Linked DNA regions of Mus musculus: region 2 is linked to region 1. The links are chromatin loops, found by intact Hi-C in ENCODE. Cell type or tissue: left cerebral cortex. All regions are shown on one strand. Each heading gives the region's core, and the rest is flanking DNA. Links, peaks and the distances in the headings are about the cores only. Region 1 has its middle 53 kb from the start of Gm26314. Region 2 has its middle 110 kb from the start of Gm26314.

Evidence for each region. Peaks named below come from ENCODE experiments on the same cell type or tissue, not always from the same donor. Only the 100,000 strongest peaks of a DNase experiment are listed, where the experiment ranks them.
Region 2: a loop joins it to region 1, with 2.5 times the contacts of the local background. A loop is called at or near these places in 2 of 42 quality-filtered maps.

What each region holds. Positions count from the first base shown.
Region 1 is chrX:11,792,177-11,802,049 of GRCm38, forward strand. No RefSeq gene overlaps it. Among named protein-coding and RNA genes, the nearest start is that of Gm26314, 53 kb to the right of the region's middle. In left cerebral cortex, for the core only: a CTCF peak has its summit at 5,848; a DNase peak (open chromatin) is centred at 5,862.
Region 2 is chrX:11,740,527-11,750,399 of GRCm38, forward strand. No RefSeq gene overlaps it. Among named protein-coding and RNA genes, the nearest start is that of Gm26314, 110 kb to the right of the region's middle. In left cerebral cortex, for the core only: no CTCF peak of the experiment used is centred there; a DNase peak (open chromatin) is centred at 5,714.

The sequences.
Region 1 (9,873 bases), core at 3,104-8,103:
GAAAGAAAGAAAGAAGGAAGGAGGTGAGTTGGCAGATAAAGATGCTAAGGCATAAACTTACTAACTCATTCTATCCTAGAACAGGATTTAAAAGCCAGGTGTGCGGGCAGCAGGACAGTCAGGGCCACACAGAGAAACTATGTCTAGGAAGAAAAAAAAAAAAAACAAAAAACAAAAAACAAAAAACAAGAGAACAACCAAAAACCCAGGTGTGATTCCAGAATTCCTAATAAAGGTAGGAGTGCTGAGACAGGACACTCTCATGGAAGGTCTTGGCCAGCTAGCCTATACTGTATAGCACAGCAGCAGAAACAAGAGAGAATTGACTTCTGAAACTTGTCCTTTGACCTCTACATGCATGAGTGCGCACGCGCGCGCACACACACATATTTATATGAATTAAATTAAATATAGACAAATTTCTGCCCCTGGGGAGGCTACTGTGCTCACTCTTGAGAGAGAAAGGTCAGAAATCAGATAATCAAATACACTATATTGTGCCTGATGGCCATTAATACCAAGAGGTCTAAGAAGGTAGGGAGGGCAGCCTAGGGAGAGTTCATGACCTCCCATAGTTTCAGGACACTTCCAAAGAGCAGTGGCATTGCCATGGGCGCTACTTCTGCTGTGACTGAGCTAGAAAGGTTTAGGAGGGTGGTTTGGTTGTGGTTTTCTATTTTTTAATTGTGTGCATCTGTGCTGGGGGCTGTGCATATGAGTGCAGTGCCTGTAGAGGACAGAGGAGGGCGCTGGATTCCGCTGGAGCTAGAGTCACAGGTGGCTGTGAGCCACCAGACTTGGGTCCTGGGGAGAAAACTCCAGTTCTCTGCAAGAGCAGCAAGTGCTCCCTCCAGCTCAGTTTAGATTTTGAGGTAAGGTCCTGACTTGACAGGGGCATGGTATTGTCCTCACTGAAACTTAGCTTGAGAGAGGAGAGGGAAAGCAGAAGCCTCAGAGGAGAGCCATCCATGAAAACAGTCTAGAAACATCCTTCACCATGTAGGCCAACAGGGTCTGCAAAAGCACTACATGTCACCTACAAAAGAGAGAAAGGACAATTGGGGGATCCCAAGCTTTTGGGTGGGAAGTAGCTGCCTACAGAACTGGCGAGATGAGCTGTAGATGGATGAAGAGATATGAGGTGGGAGATGGTAGGTGACATTTGAAGGTGACAGTTGGCTCACCAAACACCTTGACTCTACACTCATTACTCTTGCCCTCTGCCAGAGAACACCCAAGTCCCCATGTCCATAAGCTCCTAGAAATCATAGAGACCCTTGTCCCCTAATGATATCCAACACAGTGGAAGCCTACTTCTAGTAAAAACACTTAAAGATCAAATTTTCCATGTAAATAGTTGGGGGGGGGGGAATGTACCTGGGACTTGATCTCTCAAATGACAGATGAATTGAAACTAAACTGTTGTTGCTGTTGTTTATCCCAAATATTAGAGAAACTTAAAATAATTGAGGGTGTGGTAGCACATATCTGTAATCTCAGCACTCAAGAGGCTGAGGCAAGATAGCCTGGGCTACATAGGAAGTTCCAGGCTAGCCTGGGCTACAATAGCAATAGCCTGTAACAATGTGCTAGGAAGTTCGATTGGCAATCCAAAGCTTCTCTTTTCCCCTAATGAAATTATCTAGTGACACAACAGCCTGCACTTGACACTTGACTTACCGTCATAAAGAGACTAACTTGAACTGTTCAGGGTCTGCATCAGCTGTTTTCCGAGGGATCTGCTTCTGAAAGCTCCTTTGCTCCTCCAGCTTGTGACTAGGCCCTTCAACTGAGAGTGGTGCCAACTGGCTCACCACGCCCAAGGCTGGGATGCAGGTCAGGGCACAGCGCTTGCCTGGCATTCACAAGGTCCTAGTTCTACCAGTGTCTGGGATGGGGGTGGGGAGGTTGTGAAGCAGACCTACCTACAGTGAATGAATGAATGAATGAATGAATGAATGAGTGACTCCTGAGCTGGGAACAATAGCCAGAACCATTCTCACTGGCTTCGGGAAATTTAGCAGCTCCAGGCCTCTGATGTCCAGTAATCTTGGGCTATGACCCTGGGAAGGCCAAGGCAGGATAGATAGGTGATGCATCTAGCTGGTCAGAAAGGAAGACTATCTAGGTGGGCATAGTTATTTCATTAGTGAATATTTCTATAGTGTGACAACTTGTCATATAACCCCATTGACCTAGACAGTAAATGTTTAGCGAAAGAGAGACCCGTACCTACATAGACCCAACCCCTCTACTCTGTACCTCAGTTGCAATATCCACTGAGCACCTCCAGGAATTGCCATCTAAGGAAAATAAAGATGGCCAGAAGGCTCTCATCAGGCCATGGCAGTTCTTTTTTTTTTTTTTTTAATTAAGGTTTTTTTTTAATTAGGTATTTATTTCATTTACATTTCCAATGCTATCCCAAAAGTCCCCCACCCACTCCCCCACCCACCCACTCCCACTTCTTGGCCCTGGCGTTCCCCTGTACTGAGGCAGATAAAGTTTGCATGACCAATGGGCCTCTCTTTCCAGTGATGGCCGACTAGGCCATCTTCTGCTACACATGCAGCTAGAGTCAAGAGCTCCGGGGTACTGGTTAGTTCATATTGTTGTTCCACCTATAGGGTTGCAGATCCCTTTAGCTCCTTGGGTACTTTCTCTAGCTCCTCCATTGGGAGCCCTGTGACTCATCCAATAGCTGACCGTGAGCATCCACTTCTGTGTTTGCTAGGCCCCAGCATAGTCTCACAAGAGACAGCTATATCAGGGTCCTTTCAGCAAAATCTTGCTAGTGTATGCAATGGTCTCAGCGTTTGGAAGCTGATTATGGCAGTTCTTAACCCCCAAATCTTTTGGTCTCGCTCGCTTCGCTCTCCTTTGCATTGCTGTGTTTTTCTTCAAGGGCCTGACTCAAGAGGTGGAGTATTACCCGCTCAGTGCTCTGCGCCCACAAAGCCACATTTATGTAATCATTCCAAAACTCACAACTCCTGAGAACTTTGAGGAATGTTATTAGGCCCTGGAGGCCAGAAGGGCCGTTTCCAGGGTAACAACAGCTCCATACAAGGCAGCCAGCAAGGCCTTTCCCTCCCTCCACTCCTTCTGGAGTTCAGGCCAGTAGTTCAGTGACAACCCATGCCTAGAGCTCAGGAGCCACATCTTACAGCCCAGGACTCACTGCAAAGGCCCCATCACCACACTATGAGCATCATAGGAGCATCATAGGGCCACCCCATCCTGCCTCAAATATGCCACCCACCACCGTTACTGCCCTGCCTGTTCCTGTGGGTCGGCAGTCTGCAAGGCTGGCCGAGGTTTGGAAAGTTGGAGATGTGAAGTACTCCAGCCAGCGTTTGTTTTTTCCACAGTATAGCCCCAGGCGAGCTGGCTGCCTTTTGTTTTGTGCAGAGGTGGAAATGAGAATTGTCTGAAAAAAAAAAAAAAAAGCAAATGCTCTTCCCAAGTGCTCAAGCAACTGCCTCTGGCTGCCTGTGAGCTCCACCTGCCCCTTCCCTGGGCTGAGCCTTCTTATTTCAGTGGTTCTTCATTGGATGGAAGAGAGTTGGAAAGGAGGAAGGAGGCAAGCAGGGAGCATTTTAGATTTGACAGTCCACAGTAAGACTTCTCTCCCTGAGGTGTGGGGTAGCCTGATGAAGCCTTACAGTACCACTGAGAAGGACCCACATTCAGTAATCTCTGTCTCTCTGTCTCTCTCTGTTTCTCTCTCTCTCTCTCTCTCTCTCTCTCTCTCTCTCTCTTTCACACACACACACACATGAATGTATGCATTCACACACTGCACTGCACACATGTACCACCGTAGATTCATATCTCACGGAAACCCAAGATCAGGGCTCTATGTTCTCAGGGCCAAGGCAGGTCATGGCCATGGTGCATCCAGATGTATGTTTTCCTGTCTCCGTTCCCAGCATCACAAAGCTCAGCTTTATGTATACTTACACATTTTTAAGTGATGCCTGGAAGAGCCAGCTCTTTGCTCCAGTGACACCGCCCTTGTCTGATTCATATGGAGTCAGCCTTCCAGATGACTCCTGCCTCCTGGGAATAGAAGTTGCTAACAGGAAACCCCTGGGACTGGGAGATTCACCCTTGAGAATGAGAGAACCCAGAAGATAGTGAAAATAAACTTGGGAAGCAAAAGAAGAGACTAGGATGGGCCAGCTGGCTCAGTGCAGAGAAAAGACAGATTGAGATAGAGGTGGAGGGTTCGGGGGAATGTGCCGAGGCTAGCCCTTGAATGAAAGAGATCTGCTGGCACAAAAGAGAATGAACAGCCTGACCATATGTGAGCAGAGAGAACCATGCATAGAGCCCAGTTCTGCTCATTTCATTCAGAGAATCTTTTGAACCATTCAACATCCACCTTTTGTGCAGGCCTACTTATTCTGGGCAAGGTACCATAGTCAGACCTACAGGGGACCTGTGGCTAATTAGGCAGGACAAAGGGCCAGAACAAAATAACCTGTGATCTAAGTTTGGGTGTCAAACACCCCACCCCACCGCCGCAGACCTTGAAATAAGGGTCTGAGTATAATTTTCTTCTCCTTGTTTTTGTGGTGCTTCCAGTGAAGCCTGAGACCGTGTCCATTGAAGTGTTCTACCACTAAGCTATGCTCCCACCCTTAGGACAACTATCTGGGAAGAAGTAGGGAGGAATTGGACAGGCTACTGCATTTTTTGTTTGTTTCTTTGTTTGTTTTTGGTTTCTCGAGTTGGGGTTACTCTGTGTAGCCCTGGCTGTCCTGGAATTCACTCTATAGACCAAGCTGGCCTGGAACTCAGAGATCGTCCTGCCTCTGCCTCCTGAGTACTAGGATTAAAGGTGCGCCACCACCACCTGACTGAATAGGGCAACTAACTGGGGCTCAGTCCTACTCCAAAGCAAGGTGGGGTGGGGGGAATGAGCAACGAACACTCCAGTTCCCATCACTCATTGACGGAGAACATCCCCCACCCCCACCCCCACAGTGCCTGTCTGCTTTGGGTAGACAGAGAGGACTCAGGTGGTCAGAGACAGCCCGAAGGCACAGTGTGCACAGAAATGATAACCACCAGGGGATCTAGACAGGACACCATGTGGCTGTGGAAACACAAAGAAGATAGGGACTTGTATCCTTAGTAAAGAGATCAGAACAGAGGTGGTCCCAGTACAGCCCTTGGATGACCTAGACGGGCCTCAGAAGAGTTGGCATTGGGGAACTAGTTCACTGTTTCACACCGAAGGGATAGTAGGAATAAAAATAGCCAAACAATGGAATGGTTGTGTCTAGGGGAGGCTGAAGACCAGCTTTGCCTGGTGAACAGTGGCTAGGGCACTGTTAGAGGAGAAATCCAGACACACTATAAAGGACTCAGATGTCACGTTGCAACTTTATCCTTCATTCCACAAACAATGGGGGGACCACTGAAGGTGTCTGAGCAAAGATGGCGTTGAGTTGTATTGTAGAAACATTAACCCTGTCAAAAACCAAGGGGACAACTTGGAAGTGAGGAGACTAGATTTTAAAAAAATTTCCCAAGTGAATGTGTGTTAGCCATTGCGGAGATGACTTTAGCAGGCAGGAAGATGAAGGAGGCACCCTGTTGCTCTGGCCCCAAGGGAGAGGCCCCTGAAAAGAATTGTGTGGGAGCTGCTGAAAAGGGGACTAGTACGTCAGCTGCTTGGCCTGATTGTTCCCTCTGGCAAAGATTCGGGCCCACTCATTTCTCTCCTATTTGCTTTCCTCCCAAACCGCTTTTGGCCTCTGGTTTCCGAAAGCTTTGCTCAGTGCGTTTAAACAGCATTTCACAGCATGGCCGAGCAATAACAAATGGCGCCTGGTGGCTCGCCTGCTGGTGGCTTAAAAAACAATTGATGACTTTTAATCAGCTGAATGAGCATGGGACAAATGACAGCATGGCCTGAATGCGGCCCAGACGTCATCGGCTGACATCAGTGGGGAGGAGGGAAGTGCCCTTCTGGCAAGCTTGGGAACAAACAAGAGCAGCCTCCGCTCCTCTCTCTCTCTCTCTCTCTCTCTCTCTCTCTCTCTCTCTCTCTCTCTCTCTGTTGTCTGTTTCTGTCTATCTCTGTCTCTCCCTTCCTCCTTCCCTCCCCCTTCCCTCTCTGTTTGTTTTCTGTCTCTGTCTCTCTGTCTCTGTCTGTCTGTCTGTCTGTCTGTCTCTCTCTCTCTCTCTCTGCTACCTCCTGGAGCTAACTCCAAAGCCATCGCCTGCAGTTGGGGTGGGGGTGGGGGTGGGGGTGGGAGGACAGAGAACTGCAGCAGAAGCAGCAAGTGGAAACCTCTGGGAAGGCCACCTACCTGCACGTCCTGTTGTGAAATCTTCCAGGCAGAGGCTGGAGCCCTGCCAAGTCAGACTCCTGTTATCACCTGGTAACCATGGGCAGTCAGTTCCCTTACAGGCTTCCCCCTTCAGAAAATGGAGTCCTTAGCCAGGTGGGACGGCTCATGCCTAGAATCCCAGCATTTGAGAGACAGGAGGATTGCTATGAGTTTGAGGCCAGCCTAGACAACAGATGGGAAGCCTGGCCAGCCTGGACTACATAGCAAGACCTCTGTCTCAAGAAAAATAAAGAAAATGGAGGGGTTTGTTTTTTGGGTTTTTTTTTTTTTTTGGTTTTTGTATTATAAAAAATGCTTGCTCCTTCTGGCCAGCAGCTTCCATAAGACTGGGCAGGACTGACTCTAGAGGACTCAGCTTAGGGGCATCTTTGTATCTTCAGCCTCTACCACTACCATCAGCACTCCCTGCCTCCTGTATCCACAAACCCAGAGGATGCTTGGCGATCGATTCTGCTAAAGTAGGAGCACAAAGCAAACCAAAAATGGCAGGAAGGAAAATAAAGGCAACCTCTGCGGGACTGTAGCTCAGTTGTAGAGTGCTCGGCCAGCAGGCAGGAGCTCCTAAGTTCACTCCCCAGTAGCAGGGAACAGGGGAGGAAAGAAAAGAAAAGCAGCTACATTGTGCTTAAGATGCAGGCGGGTCTCACGCTGACCATTTATGTGTGTTACCTCATTATCTCCGACTCACGTGTGGCTAAAGAAACAGACTCTAGAGGGTTTAGGAATATGCTCACAGTGCTGTGCTACTGAGGGGGTAGCTCATTTCAAAGTGCCAGTTCTTCCTCCCTTCCAGCTCAACCTATGGACACAGCAGCAACTGAGAGAAGAGGTTGGGGCAAATGAAGCCCATTGCAGGAACGCATCCATTAAATTAACAAGAGCCAGAAATCTGACTGGGTGGATGGAAGTGATCCTTCGAAGCCACCATAGGAACTTCCCATCCTGAAATCTCCTTGGTCACCAACTGTAGAGACTTGAAGCTCCTCCCAGGGGCTTGGTTTGGTTTGGTTTGGTTTGGTTTGGTTTGGTTTGGTTTGCATCCTGGGTGTGGCCCACAGAACAGGACATTTCCCCTTAGTATACATCTGCACACATGTATATAGAAAATGGAGTCCTTAGCCAGGTGTACACACACACACACACACACACACACACACACACACAGAGAGAGAGAGAGAGAGAGAGAGAGAGAGAGAGAGGCTCTTTTTGCCCCTAGAACCATCGCACACACACACATACACCCCGGCTTCCGTTGGGTGTCCCAGGAAAGAGTTCCCGATACACACACCTATCTGCAGAAGCTTAGCGATGGTGTTCTCATGAACACCTGTGAGGGAGGCAGGCCACATGAAGGGCAGAGCAAGGCATGAAACTACAGTGCAGTTGTTCACAGAGGCTTCAGCTGAGCCAACGGAATGGTCTGGAGATGCAGAGATGTCAAGAATTGAAGTACTATGACAAGTGCTTCCATGCCCCCATATAGACCAGTCGCAGAATGAATTGCTTTCCAGAAGTTAGGCGGTCAAGGCAATCAATCCAACTGCCATCAGCTAAGGGCAATTCCAAGTGGGAAGTAGAGCACTCTTCCCCCACCTTGCATCCACACCCTGTCCAGCAAGACTCCTGCTCATCTTTCCAGAGGCAACCGGAGACGGACCCATCCTTTTGAGACTGGTAGTGAGAAATGAGCACCATGGGCTCAACACTACTTCTGTATGGGGAGATGACCCCGTTTCAGAAACATGGGCTAGCTCCTTCCTATCTGGGTAGTGAGGAGTAGAAGACATAGATCCCTCTTTCCCACCTCAGCCCCAGCCTGTTCCCAGAACACACTGATGCTTCCCTTCAACAGCTGAGTGGATGGATGCTGCCTGGGAGGTGCCAGCAAGCTGGTGGGAATGTTCCAGCAGGCCCGTGGGAATGTTGCAGCTTCCACGATTTCCTCTCTGTCAGTGCCTCAAAGTGTCTACAGGGCTATACCAATGACAGGCAAGCACAAGAAAAGCTGGTTTCTACAGCCAACCTGGCAATCTCTCCTGGGCTCAGGCCAGGAAAGTCCCACCCTTGTTCCCTTCTCTGCCCATCGTACTGCTGCATGTCCATTTCTTAGCTACGAGAAGCAACTGCATTTAGAGCCCTCCGTGCCAGGGAAAGCCCAATGCCATTGCCAACCACACTACATCGCCGTTCTTCTGAAGGAAATTACTATTGATCCCACGGCTCTCCTCCCCATGCTGTTTGCCGGGGACAGCCAAGGATTCCCGTGCCAGCTGGGCTCCCACACGGCTCAACTGTTCCTGTACCAGATGGCCAGACCAACACCCTCTGGCTGCCGCACGCTCCCTGGGAGACGAGGCTCTGACGTCTCTCAGCCTGGCTTTTCATGCGAGAGGACAAGGACGATGGGTTAGGGATAACAGGGCCAATCAGGTTATTCTAAAATCCCTGCATTTCCAAACCCTAGCGATTATCAGCATAACCAACAAGGCAGGAAAACTTATTCCATAGCCTTCACTTTTGCCGGTCTTTTGACAAACATAAGTTAAAAGCCTCCTTGGCTTGGGGATGCAAAAACATAGAACCTAGTCCTGACCTTCAAACAAGTTGCAATCTACTAGGTACAGATTGGATGACTGACTGCATCTTTATTGATCAAACAAGGGCACTTCTGAGACTATGAAGTGGGTGCTACTCAGAGTTAATCCAGTGTAATGAGCTAAAGTAGGGTTTGTTCCAGGCAAACCAAGATGTTTAGTCTTCCCAAATGGTCATGGCATGACCAAAGTTGGGGAGTGAGGATTGGGGGGGCGGTCTTGAGGGGGGATATGGTGCTGTTTGGTGGTGCCACAAGGTGGCGCAACTGAAATGCCAGCTTTGCCTTGCCTTTGTTTTCTACCTTGACGAAAACTTTCCATGACCATCCAGCCAATACAACCCATCCACATGTGCTGGAGCCTTAGGATGCTGATTTAGAAGAGCCAATCACTAAATTTTCTGAAAACTTGCAAGTCAGTTGTTGAACACACCATTAATATAACTTAAAATAAATTAAATACAAATAATGAAAACTTGAAATGGGGTAAATCGTATTCGAAGCAAATTCTGCACATTCACATCTTCCTACCTTGCCACAGCCTACAAGTCTTTTCGCCACGGAGTCCCTGTAGTCTAGTCTGTGTGGAAGTACTCTGCAATGCTGAGTAGCCTCTTCGTGCCTCCCGGCCCCTCCCCCCGCAGCTCACTGTCAGCGCATCATGTGGGAAGCTCCAGGCTAGCTGTGGTGGGAATATTTACACCACGGCGATCAGCAGATGCTACAAATCAAGGCTTGGGTGGGGGCAGGGAGCCCGTTGTTCAGCATTTACCATCCCATCACTGGGACCGTTATTTAAGTTCCATAATTTATGTGGCTGACTTCATATGCCATGAAGAGGTCTATCAGATTCTGAGAAATTATAGTGTCTCCTTGTCTACTCCCAAACTCAGGAAGTTGAGAAAGGTCTGT
Region 2 (9,873 bases), core at 2,818-7,817, 52 kb before region 1:
ATTAAGTCTGAATTTCTGGTCCTCCTGACTCTACTTTTTGAGAGTTGCAGGCATCTGCCACTATACCCGATTTGTGTGATGCTGGGGCTAGAAGTTGGGCCTTGTGTGTTAAGGAATCAGTCTCTGCATCTCTAGCCCTTCCAGGCACACATGTTATCCCAATCCTGCCCCTATTTACCCTGCCACTAATCCTCTGGAGTGACCAAGTGTGGGCTGGGACCGGCCTGTCAGGGAGCCACAACTTCTGGAACAACTTTCTGGATTTTATCAGGCTCTGATCCTTAACTAGTCAGATTTTGTTTGGAAACTGCTGTTGTGGTCTGGCTTAAGTTGAGCCTCTCAAGTGTGCAGTATAAGTAAAACACAACACCATTAATATTAATTAAAAATCCTCTCTCCAATTATTCCTAATTATTAATAATCTGGATGTCACTGAGCTATCCCCCACCACACACACACACACACATTGTCATGCCCTTGATCACCTTCTTCACATACCTTGCCTCTAAATGGCTCTAGGCCAAACGACTTGGCCAAGTTCGTACAGCAAGAGTGACCAGGAGAAGATGTCTTAGACTGGACTTTCCCAAAAGAGATCCCAGAAAGGATTAATAATAATAATAATAATAATAATAATAATAATACAAGAGTAGGGCAGTGTGATGATTTATCTTGTCAATTTGACAGGATATAGGCTCATCTAAAAGAAAAGCATTCAGCCATACCTGTAAGGAATTATCTAGGTTAGTTAAGCCTCTGGGCATTCTGGGAGTGGGGTATCTTGGTCAGGTTAATTAAGGCAGGAAGACTTACCACTGTGGGTGACATCATTCTGTTGATTGGCCTGAATAAAAAGGGGAAAGTAAGCTGAGTACCAGCAAGCATCCTTCACATCCTGCTTCCCAATTGTGGATGCAAGGTGAGCAGCAGCTCCAAACCCCTGCTGACTTGATTTCCACAGCCTGATGGACTCTTCCTGTGAACTGTGAGTCAGAATAAACCCTTCCCCACTTACAGTGCTTTGGAGTATTATCACAGTAACAGGGAACTAAGACAGGTAGTGAGTAGAGACAAAAAGCAGCAGGTAGATGAGCATTACCAGGCAAATCACCAGAGTGAGACACTGGAGTGTCTCAGTGAGACCTCTTAAAAAGACACCGCAGCATTTCCACAGTTGAGGTATGGGAAGCTGAGGTAGCTCCCCTCCATCATTACCTGGAAGATGTGCCATGAACATTGCCTGAAAGCTCTTGGTGTAGAATTTCCCGGGCACTCAGAAAGTTATAGATTGGTGAGGGTCACAGGAATTGAGCTAGAGTAGGCACGGTGACACATGTCTGTAATCTCAGCACTTGGGAGACAGGAGTAGGAGAATTATGAACTCTAGGCCAGCCTAGGCCTAGAGTAAGACTCTCTTTAAATTTTTAAAAATAAATAATAAATAATAAAATAAATAAACAAATGTTTGCAGCACTGTCATTACCTAATTCTACAACATGCATCATACACTTGCCTTCCAAGCTCCGAGTGACTGATACAGTCTACTTACCGTCTCTAATAGATTGCCTCTATGAACATTTCACATAGATGAAATCACACAGCATGTGGACTCTTGACTGGTTTCTTTCATGTAGATAGGGTATTGTGTCCCATGTCTACAGGTGTGGAAGCCAGAAGTTAACACTTCTCTATTCCTCTCTACCTTAGTTTTGAGACAGGGTCTCTCTTTGAATCTGGAGTGGGTTGTTTGGGCTAAGTTTACCAGCCAATAAATCCCCTGTTTTTACTTCCCCCAGCTCTGGGGTTACAGATTCTAGCTAGCCACCAGGTCCAATTTTTGCATGAGCACTGGGGATCCCAACTTAGGTCCTCATGTAAGCTTAGGTTTTTCAAAACCTACATTAACCTCCCTTCTAGCCCATCACCTACCAGAGGTAGTGGAAAGGAAAGGTTAATAGGGCAAAGGTGAATATAGACCTGCTTAGAAATAGTACTTTTGGGCAATTCCAAAAACATCTTCATTGTCAGGAGAGCAGCAATTCAGTTCACACACATCAGCAGCGGTAGCTCCATCTACTAGAAAATGCCATTCACAAATTAGCAAGGGCAGTTCAATCCAGAAGAAACCATGAGGCTCTACCAATTGACCACAGTCCTTGGAAGCAGCAAGAAGCCACTGAAATATCACAAGAAATTGCTGAATTTCTCTTTACAAAGTCACAACAAATGATGATCAGTGAAGAGTGGCAAGGTGAACCAACATCACAGGGTCATCAGTGAAGACCAGAGTCCACAAAGCCCACCAAAGACCAGCAAAGAGTGGCAAGGTGAACCGATGCCATGGCCTTGTTCACTGTTATACTTACACTGTTTCCAAACATCATGTGTCCTTGAAAGTGTCTGCTCGAGCAAAACATCACATGCCCCTTTTCCAGGAAGTTTCCAGAAAAACACCATGTGTCTGTTCTCAGCAAACATCCTCTCATAAAACAGTTTCCAGAAAAAACATCACATAGCACAACTGAATCTCCAAAGAAACCAGAAATTCCCACTTCATCTTCACGTTTGCTCAAAGAATGCTTTTGCTAGCTAAGCCATCTCCCCAGCCCCTAACATAGGGCTTATAAACTTCATCCACATAATAGAACAAATTAGCCATTCCTTTTGTGTGCTTGAATGGACATGCCACAGTGTTTCAGCACTGGTGGATATTTATATAACTTTTTTTTAAGATTTACTTTTATTATTTTTAATTATATGTACATGTGGGGGTGTACATATGAGTACAGGGCTCTGGAAGGCCAAGCCCAGTATCTCCAGTAACTGGATTTACAGACAATTGTGAATGGCCAGTTGTGTGTTGGGTATTAAAATTGGATCCTCTGGAAAAGCAAACAGTGCTCTTAACTGCTGAGCCATGTGTAAGTTTTTGTGTGGACTTAGCTATATACCTGAACAGCATGGTGAGTCTGTATTTATCTTTTTGAAGAACAACAACAACAACAACAACAAAAAACCTATATTCTATAATATTTATGCCTTGCTAGAATTCCACCAGGAATTAGGAGGACTGGAATTTCTCCATACCCTCATTCTGTTCCCCTTTCTTTCTTCCTCGCTCCCCTCTATCTTTCTAATTTTCTTTCTTCCCTCCCTTCAGTTCCTTTCTTCTTCCATGCTTTCTTTCTTCCATTACTCTGCTTGCTCCCTTTCTTTTTTCCCCTCCCTCAGTCTCTCTTTCCCATTTCCCTCTTCTTTTCTTGGACCCTCTGGGCTTGAAGCCAGATCTTATTGTGGTTTTCAGGTTTTGTTTGCTTGTTTTGTGACTTTTTTTTGATGTTGTTGCTTGATGGGGTTTGTGTGTTGCTTGTTGTTATTGTATTTTTGTTTTAGGGAGACAGAGTCTCACTATGTAGCCCCATCTGGCCTAGAACTTGCTCTGTAGACTAGGCTGGCCTCAAACTCACAAAATTTGTCTCTCTCTCTCTCTCTCTCTCTCTCTCTCTCTCTCTCCCGCTCTCTCTCTGCCTGCACAGGTGGTTCATTTGTTTTCTTGATGATGTACAGCATGTCTTTTTCTTGGTTTTGTTTGGGGTTTGTACACATATAACCAGGGCTGGCTTTGAATTCCTGATCCTTCTGCTTCTATCTCCCAAGTGTTGGGATTGCAGGTGTGTGCCACCATGCCCAGCTATTGCAGTACATTTAAAATAATCATAAACCCTACACACATTTGTTTTTACTGTGCTGTCTCAAATGCTGGATATTATAATTTTAGTAACTGTAAAATTGTATTTTTAATTTTATATTTGCTTAATATAAACAATAATATTAAGATGCTATGTTCTTTTGTAGATTATCTTTATATGTTTTCTTTTTAACAATATTTTCTTATCAATTGAGATGGGCTCTTTCACAAAATAATTATAACAACCATACTTTTTTGTATATAAACTGGTGTCTTTTTAGTTTGGAGACCATGGTTTGGTTTGGGGTTGGGGGCTAGAGGGGTTTGTTTTTTCTTCCTTTGTTTTAAGCATTTTTTAAAATTATCTGTACAGTTGACCTTTATTTTCTATATTATTTTTGTTGTGTTTTTTGTTTGTTTTTGTTTTTTGAGACAGGTTTCTCTGTCTTAACAGCCCTGACTGTCCAGAAACTCACTCTGTAGACCAAGCTGCCCTTGAACTCAGAGATCTGCCTACCTCCCAAGTGCTGGATTTTAAGACATGTGCCACCAATGCCCAGCTATTCTCTATATTCTAATTTCTTCCACCACATCAAAACCTCCTTTCCAAAAGAAAGGTGGAGGCAAAACATGGATTTAAGATGTGATTCTTCAGAAGAAAATAGTCCTTTTAACAGATCACCAGATTTCTCCAGTGGGTCCCTTTATGCTGATTTCTTCTTACTCCATGAGGCCTTCCTGAAAAGGGGTCCATAAAAAGTGGGTCCATAAAGAACATGGGCTCTGGGGATAAATTGGACTTTAAACCCCAGCCCTGATACCATGTGGGCAAGTTGCTTGATTCTCTGTGCCTCGGTTTCCTTGTTTGCACAATAGGTTGTGGCTGGAGAAGAAAGCATGGAGAGTCACGGGGCAAACATGAAAAAGCCAATGGCAGTAGAAGACTAGAAACCCATCAACCATAGGACAGAGATGAGAAAATTGCAAGCTCTCCAAGTGTGAGAAAAGGCAGGTCACTGCACAAACGACCTATATAAAAAGGTCATGGTGTTCAGGGTCTAAAAGCTTGTGATCCTTGTACTTTTCCCAGCTTTTAGCCAATTTCACTCTTAGAAGGGCTGTTCTTTTTCTTACTCAACTATTTCCATCACTATTTCTTCTGTCCCTGGTAATAATAATAATAACATATTATTATTCCGTGTATGTTTATATTTGTGTGTATGTATGCATATGCAAGAGAGCACATGCTATGGCAATTATATGGAGGTCAGAGGACAACTCTCTGGAGTTGATTATCTCCTTCCACTGTGTGGGTCCTAGGGATCCATCTCAGGCCATCAGGCTTCGCAGCAATTGCTTCCTATTGGCTGTGCCATCTCACTGGTCCTTAGTCCAGGTCTCTGTTCCTGGAAATATGAGCAAGTGTCCTTGGGACTCTGGTCTGCACCTATGACAGGAATGGCTCATGTTCTAGGTAGGATTGTTAAAAATATTAAATGGCGTCCCAAGCATATCTCAGTTTCCCTAAGTAAAGCTGGGGTAGTCAAGTGCAAAGATGAGATGGGTGCCTTCTGGGCTTGCCTGAGAAAGGCTAAATTTCACAGGGATTCTTGACCTGTGGATATTTACATTGCAACTCATAACCATACCAAAATTACAGTTATGAAGTAGTAGTATAAAAAATTGTATGGTTGGGGGTTTTCACAACATGAGAAACTGTATTAAAGAGCCACAACATTAGGAAGGTTGAGAGCCAACTCGGCTAAAAGATGACCCTGTTTCAGCCTGTAGGACGTGGTCCTCCAAACTGGGAAGAAAGATCAACCTTTGATCATCTGCCAAGAGCTGCCATTGTGGTCTTTGTTTTCCCACACCCAGGGGGTGTAACTAGGGATGAAAACAGCCCTACTTGCTTTGTTTGTTGGTCGCCACTGCCACTGAATGCTATCCTGTAATCCCCTTTACCCTGCCACCCAAGTGGCTCACACCCAGGAATTTTAATTGACCTGGATTTAGAAATTTTGTTAACAATGAGTCATAGGAGAACAACAGCAGCAGAGGGTGGATTTAAATACTCAAAACTGTTAGATGGGGCAGTCAAGTCCCCAGAAAGCTGCTCAGTGGGAGCCAAAGGGAAGGTGGCATCCCCAGGCTGAGCAACAATCTTCATGTCCCAGAAAACAGAAAATGGCTATTCCCCGCTTATCTCAGAACAAAGCAACGTCCCAATGTTTAGTCTTAAAATGGACCCCCTCCTTCCCTAACCATGCCCACCACCTGGCAACACCATGCATTTGTGATGCCTTGGCTCCGGGTAGCCAGGCCTCTGTTTGGCCTCAGCTGCATTAAGTCTAGTTAGTTGATGGTCATCTTGTGAAACTAGGAAGGCAGGCAGGCAGCATTGCCTCTGTTTTATGGACAAAGCAGCTGAGGCCTCCAAAAGGTGACTGTCTAGGGCACTAATGTGTTCACATAGGGCCTCCCCATTTTCAGCCTTCAACCACTATTCCAACCTGTTAGCACATCAGAATGCCCCTACAGGAGCAGTCGCCACACCAGGTTACTCGGGTTCTGGTTCACTGGAGCCAACACTTAGATTTTTAACCTGGTAATGAGGCTATGGAGTTGGTGACCACAGGTTTCATACTGAGAGCTACTGGCCAAAAACTTCTGTCCCACATTACCCATTCCTGACTACTTCAGCAGCCCTGGATGAACAGATGTGGGTCTCCCCCCCCCCCCACACACACACCCAAAGAACCAGTCAATGACAGTATATCTGAAAGGATAGTGATGACAGCTTGCAACTGCAGGGTCAATCACGTGAATGTGAGGGTCTTGGGCAAGACAGAGCTAGCCCAGGTTTAAGGTTTGAGCACGTGGGGTTAATTCAAATTCCCTTCTGGGAAGTCGGGTGTCTGGGGAAGGAGGAAGGTGGAGTGATTGCTTATCCACAGACTCATCAAGGTCTTGACTGTGTTAAAACCCAATCATTACTTCCAGGTAGTAATGTGTTTTAGGCAATGTCTTCTGCTTCTGCTCAGTAATGCATGAGTCTCAGAGCCGTGGCCAGAGAAATGGCGAGCCGTCGTCTATTGAGCGAGTGATAATGGAATCCAGGAGGTGGAAATTACAAGTCGAAAAGTAAAATCGATGCCCTGGCTGTGAAATGACTGAAGGCCTGGTGAGGAGCTCTGTGGATGTGGGTCCCCTGCTTGCTCCAAAAGGGCCTCTAAGACACTTGGCAGTTCAGAAGTTTCTTGTGGGCAGGGAGCATATTTTAATCATGGGTAATCATATGATGTCAGGCTGGAACAGGCCTTAGAGAGCTTCCAGCCTTGGAATGGCAAATTGGTTTCATTTTGGTGCCAGCTCCAATCGGTTAGTGATGGCTGCTTGGAGCGCTGGACTGAGAAGGGTTCTGCATCTCTTGGCTCCCACCACCATCAACTAGCTGTGCTTACCACAGGCGGGGTGGCAGGGAGGCAGCACTCTGCTCTAATTAGCCAACCCTGATGTAGTTCCACCTGCCCTGCTGAACACGAGGCAAGGACTGGTTCACTGCACAGTGTCCCTGGTCATACCTCAGTGTCTTCCTGTCTCCTAACAGGGTGTTCCTGTTTTCTACTAAGCTAGGGGGTCCATAAAAGTAGTCAAGGGTCTGTGAACTTGATGGGGGTGGGGTGAGACAGAAAATGTGTCATCAGTATAACTAACCTCTAACTGAAAACAAGCACTTCCTTCCATTTCATGGCACAGTGTTTGGTTCCTCCTGTGACTGTCACCAGCAGAAACCACAGCTATCCTTGGATCCCTTGGGAGTTGGTATCTTTAAAGATTGCATCTGCACCTCACTAGTGTGAAACAATGGTAGTCATTAGATCTGCCACTAAATCCTGTTCTTTAATGTGTTAATGAAAAACCACATCTATTACTGCCCCACAAAGTTGCTTTTGAATATTTGGATAGCTACATTTCAATCTAATTGGTCTCCTCTGTAATCCTGTTTTGTGCATTGGAAATCCACCAGTCTGTGAAGGGATCCACAGGCCTCCTTGGGTGCTAAAGAGATGCACAACCAACCAACCGTTAGAAGCACAACTCTCCCTTCCCCAGGTGTGTCAGGCTCTGCCCAGCACAGGCTTCAGGTAGAGAAGAAGATAAGGGCGCCAAGGCTGGCCTTTGCTACTTTGGATTCATTGCTGGGATTTGGTGGCAGCTGGCAGCTGAGACAGTGAGAATTGGCTGCTCTCCACTCTGAAGAGGCAGCTGACCTCGGGGGCTCCCTGGGCTCAGATGCCCAGACGGTGACAGCTCTGGCCCCATTCCAGGCCTCCCTGGTTTGGCCTTCCACAGCAATGGTCAGTCTGGGTCACAAATATAACAGCAGTGCAATGTTTGACTTGGGCCTTTTTTCTCCTATAGCAGCCCAACCCTGGGCCTCTGTCCCCACCAGGACTATGGAAGGCTGCACATCCACAGGTTATCTTTGTTCCCAGCCCTGCAAGCTTACCGATACAGCCCAATGTTGGCTCTAGCTGCAGGGCTCGAGACAAAGACTACCTGTGGATGTTTTGGTTTCATTTCCAAAACTACATGGATTCTCCTGCCATCAGAGATGCAGATAGATGCAGCATTACAGGCTATTAGGCCTAGACACCATCTCCAAAACTCATCTCTTTTCCCATCTTTTACCCCCATTTTCACTTTGCAAACCAAGACACTGGCTGAAAGAGGGACCATGCCCTTCTCATGTGGCACAGACATAGGTCTAGAATCCACAGCTCCAAACCATCAGGCCAGTCCTTTCCCCAGTACTGTGCAGTCAAAGTCACCATCTTATGAAATGGAGGGATCACACTGTGGCTACCCATTTTCAGCAACCTTTGCACACACCACACTGATGCTCTGTGGCTTGTGGAGCTAGAAAGGCTGTGACAAAATTCACTTAAAGACTCTGAGAAATTCTGGAAAGGGGTTGGGGTAAAGAGTGGACCTCCTTTATTTCCTAGCAGCATCACCAACAGTGCCCAAGGGTGCTTTCCAGATGGAGCCTGCCCCACCCTGAGGCAACTTCCCTACTGCATTTGAAGTCTACAAGCCTGCCTGAGATACAAGGTCCTTCAGTTAGTCCTCATATGCAAAAGTGTATTTCTTGCTCACATCCCATTCCTAGCAGCAATTCTAAAAACAGCCTACCCCAAGATAATTCATTAATCTAAACTTCAGATTTCTTCTATCTCTTAGAAATGGCACTACCAACTTCAACAGGTGACTTGCAAGGTCAAAAGAGAATGGAAAGAAGAAATGGAGGGACCTGAAATGGGAGAAGTTATGATTCAACATCACTTCTATTCACTTTCCATAGGCTACAGCTATGTCACATGGCCCCAACCTAACTTCAAAGAATCCTGGGAAATGTACTCTTAGAAACTCAATAGGATAAGCAGATGGCTGGAATGAAAACAGAATGTCCCTGCTCCAGAATTCAGTGCTACACTATTATCCTAGTAAAAAGTCTTTGGGTTGAGCTGGGTGTGGTGGCACATACCTATAATTCCAGCACTAAAGAAGCAGAGGCAGGTGGATCTCTGTGAATTTGAGGCCATCTTGGTCTATATATTGAGTATCAGGTCAGCTAGGGAGACCCTGTCTTTTTTATGGGGGGGGGCATTTTGAGACAGGGTTTCTCTGTGTAGTCCTGGCTGTCCTGGAACTCACTCTGTAGACCAGGCTGGCCTCAAACTCAGAAATCCTCCTGCCTCTGCCTCCTAAGTGCTGGGATTAAAGGCATGTGCCCCACTGCCTGGTGGGAGACCCTGTCTTAAAAAACAAACAAACAAAAAAAAAGCAAAACAAAAAAACTTTTGGTTTCATATGAAAAACTAGTTTATGTGATATGGTAAACTTTTGGAAAGATATAATTAAAAGGTTTCTGGGCAGCTCCAAAAAGCTAACGGGAAGTCACCTAAGCAGGTTTGGGAAGATCGAGATGACTAATCTTCTTGGCTTGATTCATCCATTCAATAAATATTATTGAGCCCTACAGTAGCAGACCTCTTTCTATGTTGTGGTTGTGTTGCTATCCCCAAATCCCTCACAGAAACTAATGAAGAGAGAGCTAAGGCTTCTTCTCCTGGTCCCCACTTCCAGAGTCTAGTCCATGATGACAGAAACGCATAGCC